Regions from separate parts of the Homo sapiens genome. Here all the other regions are linked to region 2. A link is a contact called in ENCODE Hi-C data. All regions are on one chromosome and are shown on one strand. Each heading gives the region's core, a stretch centred on a gene start or an enhancer-like site at or near the end of the contact. The rest is flanking DNA. Distances are from core to core; before and after follow the strand shown.

Region 1 (2,892 bases), core at 351-2,850, 1.0 Mb after region 2:
TTTATCCTTCTTATGGATTTCTCAAAAAATGATATTGGGTATTATAGGGCAAAAGAAAACAAAACAAGAAACACCTGGTCACTCCCCCAAGCCAAACAAACAGCAAACCTCAGTGGGCATCTTCCACCTTTGAGATGCAGAGAACAGAAGAAGAAAGGGAATGTGGTTACAGAGAGGTTCCCTTCCGAGAGTTCTAGAGCTTGTATCTCACCCCACATGCACTGCGTTGTTCTAGTGTCAGTTCAGGACAACTGCTGACCACCAGAAAGACATATTATAACATGACACTGAGACGAAGGGCAGCAGCCCTCTTCTGAACTGAAAAAGCAGCTTCCTAAGACATCAACACCATGTATGAAAAGACTGCACTGTCTTGCAACTTTTTACCAGGAAAACGTGAAAAATGTGATGTCCATGTGTTAGTGCTCGAACCCCATTCTTAAGGCATTAGTATTGCTTACAGTCATTTTCTACAGAATCGTGTGTAATCTCAAACATGTGTCAGGCTATGTGTTCCCTATTTGCCAATTATTTAATTAGCTCTGTTTGTTCTTTGAGATACAGGCAACGTAATATTTCTTTACTTCCTGCGTTTCAGAATGAGTGAGTATATGCCAAATATTTTCAAAAGTCTGCAGATGTATCCTATTAATCCATACTGTTTGTTAGGGTAGTATCACTAACATCAGAAGAGAAAGCTTCTCTTCTTGTTATACAGACACGCTGCCATCACTGACTTCTACCACACTCAAAAAATCAAACCAAAGCCTAAGAGAACTTAAGTGTGAAAAAACATGGGCCACTCAGACATCACGCAATACTAAGGCTTATTATGCTTAAATTTTCCTCTGCATTTTCACGTACGCAATTGGTGAACATATTATTTTAAAGAAAAACATTCTAGAATGTTCTCCCTTAAAGTAACCTTAAAGTAATATCTGTATCTATGCATAATAATAAAGGTTTGCTCCTCCAAAATGCTGAATTACCATGTCTACCTATTTCCTTAAAGATTATGCATCTTTTTCTCATTCCGCTAGTGGATTTTGACAAGTGCATCCATTATTGTAAAATAATGTATGAAATAAATTTCTAAAAAGCCCTTTTCTGGGTTCTAAAAATCTCATACTTTTGTTTTTAAATTATAGCTCCTTTATTATTGTCAAGACCCTTAAATAAGGCCCTATGGTTTTTAACAAGTTAAGTCTATTCTCAGCATATAGAAGTCACCTATTGCTCCACTCTGGCTAGACCAACAAGTAGATTCTCCTGTTCATCCACAAACTAATGAAGATGACCAGCTAAAACCAAGCAAAACTCATTCCCACTGAGAGCTGTGGCTAAGCTGTCTACAGCTCATGGAGATAACCACCCTATTTCCTGATATGTCCCTTCCAAGTCATAGTGCCTCTCTCTCAAGAGGACTGTTTTGCAAATCAATCAGAAAAAGTTTTTTTTCAAACAGAGCCTAAGTATGTTTTCCTCAACTCAAGGTTCTGCTCCACCTTCATACCTTCCTAAAAAAGAAAATTACTCAAACCACAAGTAGACAGGAAATCTGTCTTGTAAAAGGATGAATGACCGGTCATCCTTCTTTATAACCAGACCTCATGACTGCAGAAAGGGGCTTTCCATTTGTCAAACCACACTGAAGTGAAATATGCTTTTCTCACTCTTTCAGTTCTGCACTGCTTTCTTTCTTCTTGTTTTTCAAATCTGCCAAAACTGCATTGATAGCTAACAAACTTCCCCATGTGACCTCTGTCTGTAGCTCTCCAAGGTCAAACTGATGCAACATATTTGTAGAAGCTTGGTTAGGAAAAGTTAAAAAAAATGGAAACTCTCTCCTCAATTTGCTTCTTAGACAGGATAGCGGAGTGGAGAGGCTGCGAGATAGCTCATCTCAAGTGTGAGATATATTATTGAATACGCAGGGAGGGCATTATTGAGGCAGAAATTATATTTCCAACATTTCAAAACACATCTCTCCTCCAACATCAAAAACTTTCCTACATAAGTGATTCACGCCACTTCCCCAAATTCTACACACTCTCTAAAGAAAACAAGTGCAAAGAGCTAAGAGGACTCAACAGCAGCATTATTCTGTTGCGCCATCTTCTCTCAAAGACATACACTGAGTATTCTCCCCACCGACGCTCTGACAGTGACATTCAGGCCAAGCAAGGAGTTAGTTTGAGCTATAACCGCAGAAAGTGACTACCTGAGAAGTCTGAGGTTTTAATAAGACCCTGGGGCACTAAGCTGTGCTGCTCATCTGAACAACAAGGTGTCAAAGCTGGTTCAGAAGCAGGTAGCTATCTCCCCACCAACTCCACCTCTTCCCTCCAGGGGCAGCTGGACATCCAGCCCAGTTCATTCCTCAAAGTGGGAATACTGACTGGGGAACCACCTATGGAAAAGACTACAGTGAACATCACAAGAAATGAGAGGATGATGGCTCAGTTCATGGGAACAGCATTCTTCTTGGACCTTAACTCATTAGTAAATGTCCTTGGTAAAAATTAATTAATTAATTAATTTAAAAAAGCAGCAAATAATTTCTGGCCAACTGATGCCCACGCATCTCCTCTCTCATAAGTGAACAAATACTTCTTCCCCTCTGAGGGACTCCACAGTGTCACATTCTCCAGGAGATTAACCTCATGTAGTTATTAGCAGTCACCTGAGAATTTCACATTAACCAGTCCTCGGAAGACAGTGGCACATCATGGATAAGAGCCTAGCACAATGACTGGAATTTTGGGAAGTGGTCAATAACTACCATTAAGAGCTATTCTGCTTTGTAGCTCACTAGTCACTGATGGCTCATCTTATGACTTTGTTCACTCTTTTTGAATGTGAGGAACAAGATAGTTTTGGTCTGTTTGAACC
Region 2 (2,796 bases), core at 127-2,626:
AAAATGTAATAATAATAGAAATAAAGTGCACAACAAATGTAACGCACTTGGATCATCCCAAAACCATCCCCCTCCCTTCTGTCTGTGGAAAAATTGTCTTCCATGAAACCAGCCCCTGGTGCCAAAAAGGTTGGGAATGGCTGCTTTAAAGGGTTTCTCAAGGTTCTAATATTTTATTTGATAAGAAGTAGAATCATATAAAAAACCAAACATATGTGTTAATTTGGGTATTTATACAGATATAGTGTATATACATACATACAGGCATGGAGGAATTTCCAAATTTCCTCTATTGTAAAACATACACATACACACACCAACACACACATGCACACATGGTATCCTAATAGAAGGCAAGGAGAATAGACATTTACTGAGCACTTCCTATGTGCCACATGTTTTATATACATTAGGATATTACAGTATATGGTAGCTTTTATCCATTCATTCAATCTCAATACTTTTTTTTTTTTTTAAGAGTAGAGCAACTGAGGCTCACAGCAGTTATGTAACCTGCCCAAAGTCACACAGCATGATGGAGGGTCTGGATTGGAGATTTTGTCTGACTACAACACTCATGTATCAAATCCTATTCAGTTTTGATGTTAAAAATTCTGTGGTTGAATTCGTCACAGTGTCTTTAAATAAAACAACAACAAACAAAACACAGCAAACCTTAACATAGTTGCTAATCATATGAGTTTACAAGGCCACCTGTGTCTTTACTATCAGTTACACTCCTTCCCACCCCATCACATTAATCACTCAGGTCTAGGGATTTGCAAGTTTGCTAACAGCCGAATGGAACAAAGACAAAACGCTAAAATTTGTGATGTGGGCCTAACTCCAAAGCCTTCAAGAAAAAAAAAAAAAGGCCAGGCGCAGTGGCTCATGCCTGTGATCTCAACACTTTGGGAGGCCTAGGAGGGTGGATCACCTGAGGACAGGAGTTCGAAACCAGCCTGACCAACATGGTGAAACCTCGTCTCTACTAAATACAAAAAAATTAGCTGGGCGTGATGGCGCATGCCTGTTAATCCCAGCTACTTGGGAGGCTGAGGCAGGAGAATCGCTTGAATCCGGGAGGCAGAGGTTGCAGTGAGCCGGTATTGCGTCACTGTTGCCCACTCCAGCCTGAGCAACAAGAACGAAACTCCGTCTCAAAAAAAAAAAAAATAGCCATTTGTGCTTTCAATCTCTCCGCTTCCGGCCTCCACCCGGCGGGAAAAAACTCCCGCACGTGGGCCTCCACGATTCCTTGGCATGCGTGTCACTCTGGGCAACAGGCTGGTCGGCCACGACTGCGCAGGCGAGAGGCACAGAGCGACTGGAGACTGTAGTCCCCCGGTTTCCCTGGAGACCAGGCGGAAGCGGCCGGAAGTAGCGCTGCGGTTGGCAGCGGCGGGATGGAGAAGCTGGGGGTGGAGCCGGAGGAGGAAGGCGGCGGCGACGACGACGAGGAAGACGCCGAGGCCTGGGCCATGGAACTGGCGGACGTGGGGGCGGCAGCCAGCTCGCAGGGTGCGCCGCAGCCAGAGGAGCCAGCGGCCTCCTTGGGTGTAAATGAGAAGGGTGGGGCAGGCGGACGCTCGGGGCGGCGGCCACTGGGGCGCGACCGTCCCCGCCCCACTCGGCTCCTCTAAGAGAGGGCTGCCTCCCTCTGCCTTGTGTTACGCGGCGGGTACCTCTAGAGGAATGGCTTCACCCAGCAGGAGTAGGGTGGGGCGCGTCCACACTACAAATACGTGTCGAGGGTTTATCTGCGCCGTCCTTTCCTCTGTGAGGGGCGAGGTGGGGCGGGAATCCCTCAGCCAGCCCGACGAAAACTGCAGAGGCTTCTGGGCCTTTTAACTTTGGAGAAGTTGAGGACCTTGTCGCTCATTTGGCAGAAGGTGGGACCCGGATCTCAGTCCTGGCAGGAAGGGATGGCTCAGAACCTAGGCGGAGTCAGGTCCGCTGTGGTCACGTCTCCGGTGACCCACTTCCAGCTCTGGTCTTTACCTTGTACCGCCCACCTCAGGGCCTGGATGTAAAGGCACCGGTTCTCATTTCCTGCTGGTTTTGTTTCATTCATTAATTTAGAGACAAGGTCTCCCTGCAGCCTCGAACCCCTGGGCTCAAGTGATCCTCCGCCCCAGCCTCTCCGTCCCGAGTAGCTGGGACAGCAGGCACGTGCCACCACACCTGGCTGATTTTCAGATTTTTTTAGATCAGGTGTAGCTGTGTTGTCCAGGCTGGTCTCAAACTCCAGCCACAAGCGATCCTTCCACCTCAGCTTCGAAAAGTATTGGGATTACAGTAGTTAGCCATCGTGCCTGGCCTTTTAAATTTTGGAACTTTAGGTTTACCTGAAAGTTGCAGAGCTAGATCCCCCTAGTGTTAACATAAACTCAGTACATTTGTCAAAACTAGGAAATTAACATTGGTATAATACTATTAATTGAACTACACGCTTTATTAATATTCTACCAGTTTTTCTGCTAACGTTCATTTTCTGTTCCAGGATCCCAACCAGAATATTGTATTGTATTTTGCCTGTCTTGTTTTTAGCCAGTGTTGAGAGAAGGAGTCGCCTCTGTCATTCCCTCCCCGACAAATAATGACCTAACAACTTTTTAAAATCAAAGAACTATTCAGTCTTTCAATTTAGTGAATATTTATTGGTGGTCTGTTATGTCCTAGACACTGTTTTAGGCACTGGCGATTTAGCATTAAACCAGATAATCCTGCTGCCATGGGAGCTAAAAATAGCCCACACTTGTACCCACTGGTTGTCTTTTGCCATTTTGTATTTCA
Region 3 (2,764 bases), core at 252-2,751, 970 kb after region 2:
AGTGTTGCTTTGTTGCCCAGAAAGGAGTGCAGTGGCATGATCTTGGCTCACTGCAACCTCCGCCTCCCGGGTTCAAGCGATTCTCCTGCCTCAGCCTCCCCAGTAGCTGGGATTACAGGCGTGCACCTTTACGCCCAGCTAATTTTTGTATTTTTAGTAGAGACGGGGTTTCACCATGTTGGCTAGGCTGGTCTCGAACTCCTGAACTTGTGATCCTCCCGCCTTGGCTTCCCAAAGTGCTGGGATTACAGGCCTGAACCACCGCGCCTAGCCCAGGCACTGATATTTTAATGATGGGATAATATTACTATACAAGGCAAAATACGATGAATGTCATAAAGGAGTACAAGGTCATGTAGGGTTTTAAAAAATGATGAAGTCATACCCGTTTAGGAAACCAGGGACTACTTTAAGAAGAACATGACATTTTAGGCAGGTTTTGAGTGATGGGTCGAATTTTGATATAGATTATCCAAATATATTTTTAAAGAGCTGACGCTTAACACAACTAAATAATATCCCAAATTTAAGTGAAAATTTCATTTTATATCAATAAGTGGCATGATTTAGATACTGTGTATGTGTGAAGAAGCAAGCAGCTAAGGACTGTGTGTTAACATGTGTTTTCATATTGTCAGACTACATATTTCTGACAAAAAGCAGATTTTTGTAAAGCCCTTTGTAAAGCTCAATGGCTTTGCTACAAAGTGAACAACACAGGGCATTTTGGACACAAATGGTACCTCACTGTATGTGTGTATTATTGGCCCAAATGATTCACTCTTATTTAATTGCCATGAAGTCTTTCATCTCGCAGCTATACAGTAATAGTTTCCATATGACCAGTGGCTCTGCTATAAATAAGATCAAAAGCAGAAGAAAGGATTTAATAAAAGAAAATGACATTAAGAGTAGCATTAAATCAGGGGAAAAATACCTATATCCAACTCGTTTTTTGTTTGTTTGTTTGTTTGTTTTTTGAGAATAAAGCACCCAGAGTACTAGGCAGTTTCCCCAATATCTCATGAAAGGTCTTTTTGCAAGCAGTAGGTATCTGCAGAACCCATTGTGTGCACCTTAGAGTGGCAATGATTAAGTTGTGAGGGTACGTGTGAGGGGTAGAGGGCAGAGTGTCCCATTTAGAGTCAGGTTGGAGAACAGGTAATAGACCAAACGGCAAATTTCACATGGTAAAGAGTACAACTGCAATGTGTCAATGGCAAACGTTCACCCATTTCTCTGTCCTTTTCTGTTCTATTTAATGGAGAAAGACTTTTTGGTAATTCAGAGTTTCTCAGAGAATCATAACATTGCTCAATGCTAGTACATGAGTTCTGAGAAAGGAAGTTTTTTTTGGCAAAGCACAGTGACTTGATATGAAAAGCCAACTTCCCAAACAAATTTTCTTCTAGTTCTTAAAAAAAAAGTACAATGTTAATCTCTATTCCCGACTGGATAAACAGCTGCTAATAACCTCCAGCTCCCAGGGGAGGAGGCTTACTTCCTTTCATCTTCAGACTGGTGGATACCTGACGTGCACTGGCCTTTAGTGGTTCCACATGTTTTTTGCTTTGCTTTTTTTCCAGACTGCTTCGGTACGGGTCTTGCCAAGTCGGGTCTCTTTTCCCCCTTTCCCTTAGATTGCATCCAAAACCTTGGAAGATATAGTCAGTTATGGTACTGCTTATTTGAAATAGTAGTTCTTTTACTGTTGGTGTGTTTAAAGAGGAAATTCAAACACCCAAAGGAGACTAGAGCGCCTTGGGCTCTTGTATCTTGAAGCCCTGTGAGAAAAATGACCATTTTAGTTCCTTTCATACTGAGCTAATTATTCACTTGAGGGCTGGCTATGTTCAAAAATACTCAATTTCTAGTAGTATTGCTAGTGCACTTACTTATTAATACTTATAGCCGTGTCCTAAATAAAGGAGCAAACTTCAACACTTTTTCTTCTAATAGGAAGTGCCCTGCAGAAGATTCCAGAGCCAGTCGGCCTCTGAAGTCTTTCTCACTTGCTCTTAAGCACCTGCTTTAATGGTGACCTCAGTTCTATATCTCAAGGTTTAGACATTTTGCAAAACAGCTTTTTAAACAAATACCAGCTGTTTCCCATCTAGACTACAGGGGGAAAATTTTGGGCAGCTTACAGAAACATTACCCAGAGACTACCATTCTCCAATAACTTTCACACACTTTCAGCTCCAAAAGAGACCCGTCCGTGTGCAGAAGCCAGGGAGAAGGCAAATGTGAAATTAAAATGTGGAAACTCAATACCGTGGTTTTTGACAATGTGTCCAATTAACTGCTTTAAAATGAATGTGGCTATTGTATCAGGACAATGCTTCCCTAAAGATGTCATTTCACTAATATTGGACAGATCTTTTGGTTAAACTCAACTTTATAGTTCTAAGATGATTTATGGATATAGAGGAAGCTATAATTATGCACAACTGTGAATGTCAACCAAATAGGTAGAACCCTCGCATTACAGAAAATGTAATGCTACAGCTTTTTTTCAGTTCTCACTCCTAAAGCTGCTTTGCCTAAACCCTCTTCTTACTATGAACCCATTTTCAACTTCTGTTTTCTAAGCAATTAAGATACTTTTGATTTGAAAAATTTACAGCCATAATAAAAGTTAAAATAACACAACGGCCATGGAATGTGAAAAAATATAAAATGGCCAAGGCCTAATCTTGGCTTTTAAACAGTGCCAAGTTGCTCCAGTATTTTCTGTTTTGGTATGAATGACATAACTGAATTA

The links. A loop is a pair of places that touch in the nucleus more often than their neighbours do. Pooled maps may share reads with other maps.
Region 1: a map with no recorded cell type shows a loop between it and region 2 (6-fold over the local background). The contact joins the enhancer-like site here to the promoter of POLI in region 2. A Hi-C loop is called at or near these places in 18 of 37 single-sample maps with no recorded cell type and 5 of 50 pooled maps.
Region 3: a map with no recorded cell type shows a loop between it and region 2 (2.3-fold over the local background). The contact joins the enhancer-like site here to the promoter of POLI in region 2. A Hi-C loop is called at or near these places in 6 of 37 single-sample maps with no recorded cell type and 6 of 50 pooled maps.

What each region holds. Positions count from the first base shown.
Region 1 is chr18:55,266,696-55,269,587 of GRCh38, forward strand. All of the region lies in intron 11 of TCF4 (transcription factor 4), which reads right to left. Among named protein-coding and RNA genes, the nearest start is that of LINC01929, 140 kb to the left of the region's middle. RefSeq lists enhancers at 67-176, 1,566-1,795, 1,846-1,895, 2,507-2,892 and a silencer at 2,256-2,305. Within about 2 kb of position 1,601, at least 4 of the 41 ENCODE cell types and tissues checked have a DNase peak (open chromatin) inside an H3K27ac peak, as active enhancers do.
Region 2 is chr18:54,268,141-54,270,936 of GRCh38, forward strand. It overlaps POLI (DNA polymerase iota), which reads left to right and starts at 1,377. Exons shown (of 10, transcript NM_007195.3): 1 at 1,377-1,521. The coding sequence starts at 1,407. LOC124904307 (a long non-coding RNA gene) reads right to left here and starts at 1,765. Exons shown (of 2, transcript XR_007066379.1): 1 at 1,686-1,765. RefSeq lists enhancers at 739-888, 1,149-1,278, 1,809-1,858 and a silencer at 1,489-1,738.
Region 3 is chr18:55,242,635-55,245,398 of GRCh38, forward strand. The region is part of intron 15 of TCF4 (transcription factor 4); the gene reads right to left. Among named protein-coding and RNA genes, the nearest start is that of LINC01929, 120 kb to the left of the region's middle. Within about 2 kb of position 1,502, at least 6 of the 41 ENCODE cell types and tissues checked have a DNase peak (open chromatin) inside an H3K27ac peak, as active enhancers do.